Linked DNA regions of Homo sapiens: region 2 is linked to region 1. The links are chromatin contacts, found by Hi-C or POLR2A ChIA-PET in ENCODE. All regions are on one chromosome and are shown on one strand. The core of a region is the stretch at or near the end of the contact, and the rest is flanking DNA. Distances in the headings are between cores, read along the strand shown.

Region 1 (3,679 bases), core at 720-3,219:
CAGAAGTGAAAACTTTTCATCCTCTCATAAGAAAGCTTTCCAACATATCCTCATTTTGAATAGCATACCTGGAACACAGTGGTAGCTTGACACATATTTGTTGAATTGATGAAGAGCTTGAAAAACGAATATAACGTCTTTATTATATAATGCCTATTCTTTCCAGACTCACTTTGTGTCCCGCCTACTTTATCCTCTAATAATGAGTAACAGTATGTAATTTTCATTCATGCATCAAATACTTATTTATCCACTATTATGTGCCGGCACATTGGTGCACTGTTTCAAGTAGGCTCCTTCTTTTCCTTGCTATCCGTGTTTGTGGAAATTCATGAAACCATTCAGCGAATACCATATTTATTGTGGTTTTCCTATCTTCCTTCATTCAGTTCAGTTACTTCTCCCAGACCATCCCTGACCCCTTGGGCAGCTAGTGCCTGCCTCTATCTTAGCCCTGATTACATCAATTTCATGTTTGTCACTCCCTACCCTCATTTCTAACCCACAATACCGTTATGATCTCAGAAGGCAGGAATTGAAGTTTGGTTCAGTTATGTGTCCCCAGGGCCCAGCAAAAACCTAGGACACGGCCAAACTGTCTATATAAGTATTGAGATGAATAACTGCTACTTTTTCTTTCTTTCTTTCTTTTTTTTTTTTTTTTTGGAGAGACAGTTTCACTCTTGTTGCCCAGGCTGGACTGCAATGGCGCGATCTTGGCTCACCGCAACCTCCGCCTCCCGGGTTCAAGTGATTCTCCTGCCTCAGCCTCCCAAGTAGCTGGGATTACAGGCATGCGCCACCACGCCCGGCTAATTATGTATTTTTAGTAGAGACGGGGTTTCTCCATGTTGGTCAGGCTGGTCTCAAACTCCCGACCTCAGGTGATCCGCCTGCCTCGGCCCCCCCAAAGTGCTGGGATTACAGGCGTGAGCCACCGCGCCCGGCCTAATTGCTACTCTTTATTGAACAACATGGATTAACATTTTGAAGTCTCACCACATCAAGTGAATTAACTATTATTAACATGTCATCCATGAGAAAAAAGAGGCTTGAAAAAGTTTAGAAACTTGCTTAAGGTCACACAGTGGTGGAGCCTGTTATTGCAGGAATCTGAAGAATGAAGTCACCTTTGATTCTAAATGAGTAAGTCTCCTTCTCACTATTTTTTCTTAAAGTTTTCATTTAGCCCTTGCAAAGTCTTCCTTCTTTAGACCAATGACTCCTCATCTTGATATTGTAAGTGGGGGAAATACCCTCTTTTTTCACTTTGGAAATTATTCAATCTCTCTTTGGAAGAAACATGATTTTAAACTTTCTGGACGCTCCTTCTGTGGAAGAATCCGCGCAGGAGCCCTGGGGGCACATAATAGGTTCAGTGAGAAAGACTGTCATTCGAAATGGAATGCGGGAACTAAGATTTTTTTTTTCCGGGAAGAAAACATAACGAATTTAGCAGAGGGGAGAATGGTCCTTCTGTTAGGTGCACAAATCCTAAGACTTCAGGGAGTTTGGCGGCTCACACTTAAGGTAGCTGCGGGTGACTGTGTTGCCCACAGCTAAGATGGCTGCTAATGACCATCTCCTTTGGCTGGGTCTGTTCTTTTGCTCGCTAGTATTTTCATCGAGAATTAAACAGAATAAAATTTAGTAAAAGTTGGCACCCCCTTGCTAAGTAGATAAAATAAGAAGGTGGCACTGTTTGTTTGAAAAACCTTCTACGGCGCAAATTGTTCTTGCCCTTAACCAAAATGGTCGTTAAGGTTGTCCCGAGGTTTGAAGCTTCCAGCCCTTAACTAAGATGGCGCCTGGAGGCCCGTTAAAAATTACCTTGCCCTTTTTTCTGCCCTCTACCAACACGGCTTCCGTGGCGTCGTTCACGTGACATTCCTGGACTACGGCGCGGGAGAGGGGGTAGGAGGGCCCTTGAAGGGTGCGCGTTCCCGTGGCGGTGCACCGGGTAGGTTTCAGTCAGAGTCACTATGGCGGCCGGCGCTGGCAAGGTAAGCTGAGGCGGTGGTGGCGGCTAGGGAGGTAGGACCCGTCGTGGCGTCCTGGCTCCAAATCCTCGTAGCCTGCTTGCGGAGAGGTCGGCGGAGGTCGTGCCTAGCGGTGTGGGCTGGCGGGGGTCTGGCTGGAGGGGGCGACGGCTGAGGCGGGCGGGCTGAGGCGCCTGACGGCCGTTTGTTTTGATGTTTTCCCCACCAGGTCGGAAAGTTTCCTGCCTCGTCGGGCGCAGCTTGAGCTTGCCCCATCGGCCGCGATCGGTGGAGGCTGCGGCGGATCCAGCCCGGGGCCTCAAGGCCTCTCCCCAACCTCCGGGCCAGTCTCCCTCCCCCACCTTCTCGTCCGCCGGGAGCTGCGGCTGCCGTCCCTGAGATGCGACCCTCGCGGGGGCGACCCTGAGGGGAGGCGGCCCATGTGCTGAGCGGCGGCCCAGAAGCCTAGGCGTCCGGGGACCAACTTCCTGCCGCCTGGGAACTCGAGCCTCCCGGTGTCGCGCCTCGCTCGGTCCGCACCGGCCTGCGGAGCCGGGTCCCCGCCCTGGTCGCGGGGACGCTCGCCAGGTGCCCAGGAGTCCCGACTTGGCCACTGCCCGCGCCCCGCCGGCCTCCACGCCTCGCGCGGAGAACCTCAGCCACCGCCGTCTCGGATCGTGCCAGGCCGGGGACCGCGTCCCCCTTCCCGGGGCGGCCTCCGCTCAGCAGGGGCGATGCAGACTGTCCCGCCGGCCGTCTAGAGCCCCTCCGTCTCCGTCACCTCTCGCCCCTTCACTCCGGGCGAGGACTGGCGGTGGCTGCCCAGAGGTGCCCAGCCACACCTTCCTTCGGCCCAAAAGGACTTTCCTGGCCGCGCCGAACCGACCCTTCATTCATGCTGCAGTGCTGCAACGTTTCCGCCACCAAGGGGGAAAAGCGGCCGCGATCTCAAACCAAACACAAGAATTGGCGTGTGACTCATCTGCTTGGATACCTCCAGTCCCCAAACTGTGTTCCAGGAGTTTTCTTGGCCGAAGCTGCCCGATGTTTGAGCCTTTTCTTCCCAGAGAAGAAGATGGACTGAAAGCTGCCAGTTGGGGACTTTTTGTGATCACGGCGTTGCAGCGTTTTAAAGGAGGTGATGGGGCTTGCGCTGGCTTGTCTTCCCACCCAAGTGAAGAGTTGATGTTCACTGGTTATGCTTAGACAATGTGCAGTTTGTGTTAATTTAAAATTTTGGGTGGGATAGGGGCATAGGCTTGTGAAGGGCAGTCCGGATCCGGAGGAACTCCTCTTTGTCCCTGGTAGGAGAGACACCCCCAGTCTATCCTCGATGCCGTCAGCCTTGGCCATCTTCACTTGCCGCCCGAACTCGCACCCGTTTCAGGAGCGTCATGTCTACCTGGACGAGCCCATCAAAATCGGCCGCTCAGTGGCCCGCTGTCGACCAGCGCAGAATAATGCCACTTTTGATTGCAAAGTGCTATCAAGGAACCACGCTCTCGTCTGGTTTGATCACAAGACGGGCAAGGTAATGTCACCACATTGTCCAGCGGCATTGTTTAACAAACTTTTTTTCCCCTTTTGCCCTCCCTGAGAGGACTAATGTATGCAGGATCCCAGGGTTTGCATCCAGAGGAGGCTTTGCGCAAAGCCACGAATCAACTGTTTGTGTGCCTGGTTCTAGTGGAAATTTGATT
Region 2 (4,041 bases), core at 443-2,942, 480 kb after region 1:
TCTGTGGACCTGCTCTGGGGATGTTGGTGGACTGCTGGCTTGGAAAGGTTCTGCTTCAGCCGTAAGGAGAGATAAAGCCAGAGAGGTGGGACTGAGCAACCCGCTGTTTGGTGAATAAATTGCCACTGAAACTCGGGGGCCATTCCCTGAAGTGAATCACATGCAGCCATTGAAGTCTAAGTGATAAGGCAGCCAACAATTTAAAGGAAAATGCTCCAGCCCAAGCCAGGGGGACTGTCCCAAACTCCGGATGAATTCCAGCTGCCCTGCAGAGCAGGGTTTACAGGCATGGGGATCACTAGTGGCTTCAGAGATGCCCCTTTGCCACTTCTCCGGGACTTCTTGACTGTGTCCTATTCTTAAAACCCAGGACCTGCACCACTCAGCCAGGCTCCACCAGCGTGGAGGCCTTGGCAGGCTGAGGCCCAAAGGCTGCCTTTGTGGGGGATTTAAACGGCCAAGAGAGTCTTGCTGAGCCCTGGCCCCTTGACGTCTGGAGTGGCAGGCCAAGCACTCAGTGCAGCAGGAAGATCTGGGTGCCACTAAGGCCCCTAACAGGTGTAGTAAATATCTGTTAAATGAACGAATACATGTTTTGATGAAAGAAGCCCACAGTGCAGTGTGAGCCCAAAGGGGTCTTACTGAAGGCTTCCTGGAGGAAGTGGCAGCTAAACTGAGACATGGAAAACACGGAAGAGTAGCCAGGCCAAGCTGGGGTTTAACTGTCCCTAAAAGAAAGAAACGACCATAGCAGGGGTTTAACCAGAGGTGGCCGAAGGCCTTTCCAGGTGCCCATTTCTCCCGTATAGCTTTGGAGTCAGACGATCCTCGGTTGGAATTCCCAGTTCAGTCCTTACAGTCTGACGTCCCGCACAACCCGACGCCGGCAACTGTCTCCAAACACCCGAGAGCCAGGGCGGGAGCATGAGCGCCTACGGTGTTCCTTGGGGTGGAGCCCTCGCAGTGTCCAGAGGATTTGGGGGCTCCTGCGCCCCCATTTCTCCCATTTCCTGGACTATCCAGGGCAAGCCCCTCACCTCCCTGAGCCTCGGTGTCTTCTGAGAAAAGAAGTCGACCCCAGTGCCTACCTCATAGGATTACGTGAGACAACCGATGTCAAGCAGTGTTGCTTTGCTGCCTGAGAACCCCTGCCTGTCCCTTTCTCTCTGATGCCCTTCGGGGCAGAGATCCAGAGATCCTGCCTGAGTCACTTTGGCGGGTTTAATGCCCAGCCGCGCCAGGCACACAGTAGGTGCTCAGTAAGTGAAACAGTGCCGGGAAGAATTCGGGCCGGGGATGTGGAACTGTGTGTGGCTCTGCGGGCTCAGAGGCCCTCCCCGCGCCCCGCCACCGTGTGCGTTCCGGGGCGGGGCGGGGCGGGGGCGGGGGCGGGGGCGGGGGCGGGACCGGGCGCTCGGGCTCCGCCCCCGGTACCTCTGTAGGCGATCCTGCTCTCGCCGTGGCTTTCGGGTGCTAGGAGACAGTTGCCGGCGTTGGGTTGTGCGAGACGCTAACTGTACCCTCCGGGTTTAACGCTGTGAGGCAGCGCGCGGAGGAACTGGGGATAAGCGCCCCGGAGCCCCCAAACAGAGCGCGGCCGCTGGGGGACAGCGCGCGGCGCCGGGTCGGGGCGGGGCGGCTTTTCTGTCGGAGGACGCGAACCGGCACGCTGCGCCTTTAAGGAGTCCAGCTGGGCTGGGCGCCGGAGCTGGGAGCGGCGCGGGTAGGAGCCCGGCGGCAGGTCCCAGCCCGGGGCTAGAGACCGAGGGCCGGGGTCCGGGCCCGGCGGCGGGACCCAGGCGGTTGAGGCTGGTCAGGTGAGCGGAGGCGGGCGGGCGGGCGGTGGTGCGCTCCTAGGGGGATGGGGCGCCCTGATGGCCCCGTGACCTCTCCCCCAGTGTCTCCCTGCAGCGGCGCATCGAGTGGAAAGAGTCGGCGATCTGCACTTGCCTTTCCACTCCGCTCCCCGCGCGGGCGCTGCCCCCACCTCCCGCTGCCTGGATAGGTTTGAGATGCCCGAAACCCGGCGCCCCATTTCCTGGGTCCAGCCAGCCTCTTGAAGCCGGGGGACAGAGTGAGGACGGGTCGGGACCTGCACCCTCTTTCTACTTCGCCTCCCCACCCCCTGCGCCCGCAGCAGCCCTTAGGCGCCCCTCGCAGTGCCGAGAGGATTTTGGGGTCCTGCAGCCCTGTTTCCCCCATTTCCTGGAGAAGGACTGCAGCTCGCCCACCCAGATAGCATCTTGCTCCGTGTCACGCGCCGCCTCCGCGCCGTCCCCAAGATCTCGCTCCGCTACTCCCCTCCCCCAGCAGCCTTTCAGCTTCCCTTTCCCCAGCCTGCCCCGGCTCCCGTGCCCTTGCGCCCCTTCCGTGTCGAAACACTTGAATCAGGATGCTGTCCAGCCAGGTACCCGCCGGCAACTTGCGGTCCCCCGCCTACAGCGACACAGGTTTCACGGCTGCCTTAGAAATGCGGATTGTGTAACGCCGGCTGCAGGGCAGTGCACGTGCAGGGTTTGCGCCCCTGAGCCCACAGCGAGGCCAGGTGACAGAGTGAGGCATGGGGGAGTGGGGGAAGAGGAGGATGCCAGAGGGTCTAGATACTGTGCATGCAGAGAATATGTATTTTGAGCCCTTTGTATGCCCCAGGAGCTGGGTGGTTAGGAAGAGGAAATAAAGTGGGGGTCTTACTCCAGCTGGGACCTGGAGGCCCTCATTTATCTCGCCGCCCCCCTCCCCGCTGCTCCCGCCTGCTCAGAAATCCCTAGTGGCTCCACCTGGCTAAGAGTTTAAAGTAGTTTATAATGAATAATAGCTGACATAGAATAAGCAAATCTTGTGTGCCAGGCCCTGTCCTAAGCCCCTTAAAAGAATTACCTGCCATACTTTCCCCAACAGCCCCTTGAGGTAGGTACCACCGCTGTGCCCATTCCTGAGAGCAGGAATATGAGGCTTCCAGAGGTGGTACCTTCCCAAGACACGAAGTGAGTCTGGCCTCAGAACCACCCCCTTCCCCCAACCGCCCCCCCAACCCGACCTCGAACCACTAGACTTTTTACCCAATTTCAACAAATTCTTATCAAGAACATTGTTATAATATAGGAAATTAGAAATAACAGAAATTAATCACCTGTGTTTCTAGCACTAATTTGTTTTTCTCAGACCAGCAAGGGCCTCTCAGCTTCTGGTAATAGTACCCACTTTAAAGGGTAGTGGCAATATTTAGATAAAATAATGCACAGGGCCCAGCATGTTTTAAGCACTCAGAAAGCAGCAGCTGTTATTATGAAGAGTGGTAGTTGACCACTACCTTGAATTACTGGAAAAAAATAATTAATAAATGGCTCACACTGACTCTACAGAAATTAACCATTTTGTGTGCTCAGAAAGGCCTATGAGACTTTCTCTATTTTCATCTTTTTATTATTTTTATTATTTTGCCTTTTCGACACATTCTGTGGCTTTCGTCAACTCCAAATTATCCATTGTCTTTGTAGTTAGAGACAGAAGTGCCCTTCTGGTTTTTTTAGCTTTTAAAATGTGTGACCTTTGATTCTGTGAGCATCTGCAAACCTAGAGTAAAAGATGGGAATGCAGTTTGTGCAACTGGGAAGTAATTCTGAAACTTGATATGAGAAAAAAATTGTCCTTAGAGGTGATCCTGGTTTGCAGTATGCGTTGGGTGAGGTCTATCCTGGGGGCGAGAAGTTAGACTCAAAGATTATCTTTGGGTTTGGAGGGAAGAAAGGCAAGCATGAATGTTTTGTCTCGGTGTGGTGGGCTCACACCTCAAAGTGGCCAGCACTTTGAGAGGCCAAGGCAAGAGGATCACCTGAACCCAGGAGTTCAAGACTAGCCTGGGCAACATGGTGAAACCCCATCTCTACCAAAAAAAAAAAAAAATTAGCTGGGAGTGGTGTTGCGTACCTGTAGTCCCGGCTACTTGGGAGGCTGGGGTGGGAGGATTGCTTGAGCCTGGGAGGTCAAGGCTGCAGTGAGCTGAGATTGCTCCACTGCACTCCAGCCTAGGTGAAAAAGTAA

Evidence for each region. A loop is a pair of places that touch in the nucleus more often than their neighbours do. ChIA-PET counts read pairs that join two places held with the same protein, here RNA polymerase II (POLR2A). Pooled maps may share reads with other maps.
Region 2: a map of CD8-positive, alpha-beta T cell shows a loop between it and region 1 (4-fold over the local background). The contact joins the promoter of ABHD6 here to the promoter of SLMAP in region 1. A Hi-C loop is called at or near these places in 3 of 168 maps with a recorded cell type or tissue (CD4-positive, alpha-beta T cell, CD8-positive, alpha-beta T cell and naive thymus-derived CD4-positive, alpha-beta T cell) and 7 of 50 pooled maps. POLR2A ChIA-PET finds 5 or more read pairs at or near these places in 1 of 52 experiments (activated T-cell).

The regions. Positions count from the first base shown.
Region 1 is chr3:57,754,340-57,758,018 of GRCh38, forward strand. It overlaps SLMAP (sarcolemma associated protein), which reads left to right and starts at 1,970. Exons shown (of 25, transcript NM_001377540.1): 1 at 1,970-2,003; 2 at 2,209-3,510. The coding sequence starts at 3,313. RefSeq lists enhancers at 1,076-1,978, 1,568-1,847, 1,878-2,057, 1,979-2,880 and a silencer at 2,428-2,707.
Region 2 is chr3:58,236,100-58,240,140 of GRCh38, forward strand. ABHD6 (abhydrolase domain containing 6, acylglycerol lipase) reads left to right here and starts at 1,693. Exons shown (of 10, transcript NM_001320126.2): 1 at 1,693-1,817. RefSeq lists an enhancer at 1,104-2,043 and silencers at 1,265-1,434, 1,445-1,934.